2 separate regions of the Mus musculus genome follow, and region 2 is linked to region 1. Evidence: chromatin contacts called from ENCODE Hi-C or POLR2A ChIA-PET data. All regions are on one chromosome and are shown on one strand. The core of a region is the stretch at or near the end of the contact, and the rest is flanking DNA. Distances in the headings are between cores, read along the strand shown.

Region 1 (3,016 bases), core at 357-2,856:
AGCAGGAAGCCCACAAAGACATGCAAAGGAAAGAATCAGACAAACAACCCACACGCACAGGACATGAGGTTCACACACGTTACAGAGTCTCTTAAATCCACTGTGGTTCTAAACGAGAAAGACCAAGGTTCCTTTCTGCCTTTGACATAGAGACGTAGTTCTCCTCCAACGATAGTGCCAGACTTCCAGCCACCAAGTAATAAGCAATATTCAGAAAGCAATCCAAATCTTCAAGCCGATCTCCCCCAATACTGAGCGCAAAGACCACCCTCATCCTGTGCATGTTGTGTTGGCTCTTTTACCCTTTGAGACTGGAAGAAATGAGATAAGCATTAATGAGTGAACAGGGGAAAGAAGGGAAAGGAAAACTAAATGGTGTGTTTACATTTTAAAATAAAAAGAAAGACCACTTCAAACTCAATAGCCTGCTCGGAAGATTTTAAGCATTTCTGCTTTTGAATTCTCTGGTACATCACACTAGGCTACCCTGTTGGTGGTGAAGGGCTGGGAATGGGTATGGCTGCCAGGCTCAGACAAAGGGATGGAGTTACCAGAAACCCCATGGGTGAACTTTCACCCACTTAGAAACATTAAAGCCCAGAGCTTTCTTTGGGAACAATAGGTCGGCAGCCTTCATCATTCCTTCCACGCAGGTAATCCACCCGGGAGAGAAGGGCCACACTATGTCCCTCAAGTCGGGCTACCCTACCACCTCTTTAGTGTAGAGCAGACAACCCGCCTTCCGGTGGCGCCTCCTCCGTTCTTTCTCCCTATTTCCTAAAACCAGGTTTCTCAAAGGCATGTCTCTCCACCTGAATGCTAACTTGCCCCTGCCAAAAAAAAATCCCCCAAATAGCACACCATTAGGTTCTTAGCCCGAGACACACAACCCCTCCGGACACCATCAGGAAAGCTGGACCTAGAGAAGCGTGCCTCAGTTTCCCTGTCTCTAGGGCCAACCACCGACAAAACACCTCAAAAAGCTCAGGCCAGACCTCCTACCCGCTGTAAGACAAACATCGCCACAGGGTGCTGCAGCAGCCTTAAGAGACCTCACGTTGGGGTTTGTATAAGGGTGGAGGCCCTGAGTGGAGTCGTGGGGAGGGGGCTCTGAGGCTGGAGTAGTCTGCTAGAAGCTAGCAGCAGCGGTGTCTGGATGGGGATCTCAAGGGCCAAGCTAGGTTTGCAAGCGGATGGAGGAGGCAAAGCAGATGCGGGGTCCCGGGGCACAGATCCCAAGCTGCCTGGAGGAAGGGGATCGCAGAACTGCGAGTCTTCCCGGGAGCCGGTCCTCGTCAGGGCTCGGGATCCCCCGGGACGGAGCACGTTCCCCGCAGAACTCTCACCGCTGGAATCGATTCCTGAACCGCATTGATCCACCGCTCCACCGCGGGGGCCGGGAGCTCCGTCTCTTTTGCACCGGCGGCAGGGCGCGCCGGCCTCATGGGCTTGAGCTGCTCCGAGGCCGCTGGCGTGCCAGGCGGGAGCCACGCAACTGGGCAGGGCCGGAGTGGGCCACACCGGGGGTCGGTCAGCACAGGGCCCGGGCCAGAGCAGGCGCCTGGGGGCGGGAGGGAGGCCGCTTAAACGGCCCCGGCGCCTCCCGCCTCCCGCCTCCCTGGCTCCTCCGCCCCCGGGTGCCTGGGCCCCGCCCCGGAGCCCGGCTCCGCCCCTGCCCGCTGCTCTCGCTGCGTGCGCCCGCAGCCACCTGCGCGTCACCGCGCCCAGTGGCCAATCAGTGTCCGGAGCGGCGCAGGGCTCCGCTGCCATTCATTTCCCTTGAAGCTCGGTAGGTGGGGCGGAACCTCAGAGCCGAGGGGTGTGGCTAGCCGAAAGGGGAGGAGCGCTGGGAGGGCGGTGCTCTGCATTAAAGCTTTGAGCGTGTGAGCTGCAACAGAGAGGAAGGAACAACGGTGTGTAGGAGATGGCCCACAATCTTAGAAGCAGCTGTGCCGGAAGTGGCAGCGAGCAAGAATCTATCTCTGCCTTCTAATCTTGGCCCCATATCGTTTATCCAGCCTTCATTCATTTCTGCGTCCTTCCTTTCATTTATTTCTTCACCTTTTACGCTGTGTAAAGACGGATTAGTAACACGGCTGTCCTATAAAGAAGAGATTGGAATTTCTCCAGGGGGATTCTTCTGGAGAGATCTTTTTACGTCCTCCATTTTATTTTCTATTTTTTAACCCAAGAAATTTCCAAGGAAAGAGTAGACTTGAATCGGCCCCTTTTGCTAAACCTCTGTAAAGCTAAAAGGACTTGCCAGAAGAGCAGATCCTAGGGAGAGAAGAGATAAGAGGTAGTGAATACACTCAGAAGAATACTGGAAAAAAGGAATTGACATGTGCAGGACCTGTCAGCATCACTCCTGAAATCCAGGTGTGCTCCCATCCAGGAAACCTGCCCACACACATCCCCCACTCCTCAAACTTCACCTTCTTGAGGGACTTAGGGCCAGCTTCGAAGCAGTATTTACTCTTTTTGAAACGAATGAAAGATGGGGGGATGCCGGGGAATGGTTTCACCCACCATTCTAGTGTCCTTCTCTTTAAGTGCCCCGGGGTGCTTTCCACAACAATTGCTTTGATCTTGGAAGGAATCCTTAGGTTCAAAATTATGTTACTCATTTCACAGGTATGGAGGCCAAGGCTTTGAAAGGTGGCACTGTTTACAATAGCCAAGTTATTATATTAGTGTAGGTGCCTACCAAAGGATGTAGAAAGAAAATGTGGTGTGTGTGTCTAGAGACAGCATGGAAAATTAGTCAGCCAGAAGGAAAAAAATGAAGACTCGGGAGTGATCTTTCCATTCCAAAGCTGCACACTTGGTTTAAAAGGACAATCGGCTCCAATAGAGGAGGACTGGATTGTTCTTCAGTGTGTGTGTGTGGGGGGGGGGGGGGTTACGAGTAACTACATTTCTGGGAACAGAGAAATGGATGGAACTAGATATCATCATATGAAATGAAATAAATAAACCAGGCTCAGAAATACAAATGTTAAATGTTTTCTCTCAT
Region 2 (3,142 bases), core at 479-2,978, 390 kb before region 1:
CCTGACTTTCTTCCTCTTGTCTGGCTACCCTGCCCGCCAACTACCCTAAAGTAGCAAAAGAGTAATTTGTGTCTGACGTTTCCCCATCACCATTATTTCCTCATTAGAGGTAGAGGTGGTGTTACTTCCAAGGTGTACACACTGCTGCCTGAGGTTATCACAATTCTCACTGCCAGATAATTCACCTTTCTTACACCAGAAAAACAAAAAGCCGAATGAGGCTAAAGGAAGATGCAAAAAAAAAAAAAAAAAAAAAAAAACCCTACCATATTAATATTTTATTATCTTTCTTTCACTTGTTACACACGTTACTTAGCTTTTTCAATTTCTCTCAATATTGTCAAATTAAACTTTAATCCTAAAAGAGAAATCATAAATTTGACCTTAGTTAACAGGTAAGGATATGATTCTGTTTCAGAGACTCAGTTTTAAGATGAACTATTTTTTTTTTCATAAAGGATTTAAATCCGCTGAAGAAAAAGCAAGTTAAGTGTTCCGTCTTTCAATAACAAAACAATTCCTTATATATTCTAGGGACATGTTATTGAAGTTTCTCAAGTTTGGTGTTTAAACTAAAAGGTAGAAAACAGAAAAATAATGTCCTGGGCTCAAGCCTATATTACTGAGTCTGTCACAGTTTTCCTGGGTTACATTTTAATTTGCTCATGAAGAGGGACCATTCTATGGCTTCCCTTATTTATTTATTTCCTTCTCTAAAACTCGTTGATTCCACAAGTAACAGGGCATTCTTTTGGAAATATCGGTGCTTAACGTGGAACTTGATTTTAGGGTTTTTTTCCTTTTTTTTTTTTTTTAAACCTCAGGCTAACCCAGCCTAGCCTGATGATGCTAAACTAGCCTAGGCTGATGATGCTAACCTAGAATGAGGAAAGCTTGAACACAGGAGTGTCAATTCCATTTCTGTGGGTCTCGGCACCACTGTATACTATTAGCATTTTAGGTTGGACAACTATCTGGGGCAGGGGAGGTGTCCTGTGAACCTCCAGGTATGCGACAGCCGCTCTAACTCACCAAGTGTCAGCGGTACCTTCTCCCCGCGCTTCACAGAATGGCTGTGCTGATAGCCCTTTGAAGGGTGGCACCAGCTCCATCATTACCGGAACCGGCTTCCACTTGCAAGGTTTTTTAGTGACCTTGGGCACGTCCTTCCCGGTCTGGATCCGAGGCGACGCCCCCCTCCCCCCTCCGGCGGGTGACCTCGGCCTCCCCGGCAGGGGGATGGCTCAGGTGGGATCCGTGCCGCGCTTCGTCCCCTCCCTTACCTGGCAGTAGAGCCGATAGAGGGGCACCGCGGCGTAGGAGGCCCCCAGCATGCCCACGGCGGCCGCGGCCACGTAGGTGAGCACCGTCTTGTTCCGCCGCCGCCACTCGTCCTCCTGCGCGCGCTGGAAAGGGTTGCTGCTCCTCGGCCGCCGTGGCGGCTGCGTCGCGGGCCCCCGGACCCCGCACGGGCGCTTCCATGTCCCGAGGCGTCTCAGACCCCGCTCCGCGCCTCCGAGCCCATCCCACCCGGGCCTAAGCACCAGCTCTGCGTTCACCACAGTCCGCCCTGACCACCCGGGCTGCCTCCAGCCCCGGCCACACGAAGCCACCAACCTCCATCCCGGACACCAGAGCCCTCCCATAACCCCCCGGAAAGAATGCCCGCCTGGCGGGGCCGCTGGCGAGATCTCGCGAGACCTCGCGAGTCTCGCGGTACCCGGCTTGAGCCTCCGCTGCTGCCTTGACTACCAGATTCCACAGTTAGCAGTGGCGCTACGGAGGCCGGGTGGCCCGAAGAGGGTAAGTTCGCGTTTTCTTGCTAAGTGACTGTGCCTCGCACTTTTGTTTCCTTGGGATGCTTCTTTAGTTTACTTTGCAGAAAATGCATTTGGGCCTTCGGCGTGCAAGCTCCTCACTGGGGCTTGTATCCCCATCTCCCCAAACTTCGCCAGCCTTTGTCTCGACCTAGCGGCCCCCAGCGGCAGCTCTGCCGCGGGGCTCTCACTTGGGGTTCGCTCAGCCCCGTTGCTTTCCGCCGCTGACTGAGCGCAGGCAAACCAACGTCCCTCTTTCTGGAACACTTAGTATGAGAACCGCCTTTCTCTCCAACACCCCGACCTGTGCATCTTCTCAGCCCCATGGGCAGATGTCTCCCACTGCGCTCATCACCCCTCTGCTGTTTACCCAGCAAAACCATTAGGTCAGACAGCCGCCGAAAAAACCAAGTTTGTTCAGAATAGAGGGACCAGGACAGGAGGGCCTTTAAAGGAGGGACTGAAGGAATAAAGACGTGCATCTTGCAGGCACAGACCCCTGGGAAATACGCTAAAGCTTTCTTCAGTTCTCTAAATGTTCCACAAACAAGGACCAATAAATATTAAATAGCACTGAGAGCAGATTCGGAGGTTAAGCATCAATGAATTTACACAAGTCTTGTCCTTGCATAAGTTTAATTTTAATATGACTTCTCCGTAACCTGATGGCCCTATTTCGTGAATGGAAATCACAGTAATTCAAGGAGGGTAAGAATATAATATGATTTTTGCCATTGCTTGAAGCATAGTAAGAATTTTATAAAAGTTAGGTCATTTCTTTTTCAAAATAATGGTTTGGTTTTATTAATTCTTTGAGGGTATTTTACTCTGTATTTGGGTCATATTCATCCCCTACTCCAGGCTCCTCCCAAAACTACCCCCCCCCCCACATTATTATTATCCAGAGTCCAGGCTGAAGGCGAACTAACTCATTGATGTGTTAGTCTGTGAGTGTGATCGGTGTGATCAATTGCACCATTAAAGAAAACTGACTTTCCTTCTTCCAGAAGCTGTAAGAAGCCAATAGCTCTCTCGTGCCCACCTTTCCACCTCCATAAGCTAGAGCTTATTTCTGATGGCCTCTGTGGGTCTAACTATCCCCACATTGTGGATTGGAACCGAAAACTGGAAGAGCTATCAGTCAATCAGCACGTATTCCTTGACTCTCACTGAGCCATACACCTTTTTAGTTTGCTGGGGACATTCCAAACTAAGTCAGGCACAATCACTTTTGTTATTGACTGCAGCCTCTACTGAAGGACTCAGAAAATAAATGTAAAATAAAGGAATTTCAACTAACAGTGTCTGCTATGAAACTAGCTGAT

The links. Hi-C counts contacts between places; a loop is a spot of excess contacts on that map. ChIA-PET counts read pairs that join two places held with the same protein, here RNA polymerase II (POLR2A).
Region 2: a loop to region 1 is called in a map of left cerebral cortex, with 2.4 times the contacts of the local background. The contact joins the promoter of Stxbp4 here to the promoter of Mmd in region 1. A Hi-C loop is called at or near these places in 1 of 37 maps with a recorded cell type or tissue (left cerebral cortex). POLR2A ChIA-PET finds 5 or more read pairs at or near these places in 1 of 5 experiments (embryonic stem cell).

The regions. Positions count from the first base shown.
Region 1 is chr11:90,248,066-90,251,081 of GRCm38, reverse strand. Mmd (monocyte to macrophage differentiation-associated) reads right to left here and starts at 1,606. Exons shown (of 7, transcript NM_026178.2): 1 at 1,347-1,606. The coding sequence starts at 1,372.
Region 2 is chr11:90,636,694-90,639,835 of GRCm38, reverse strand. It overlaps Stxbp4 (syntaxin binding protein 4), which reads left to right and starts at 1,728. Exons shown (of 18, transcript NM_011505.2): 1 at 1,728-1,803. Cox11 (cytochrome c oxidase assembly protein 11, copper chaperone) reads right to left here and starts at 1,652. Exons shown (of 4, transcript NM_199008.2): 1 at 1,284-1,652. The coding sequence starts at 1,646.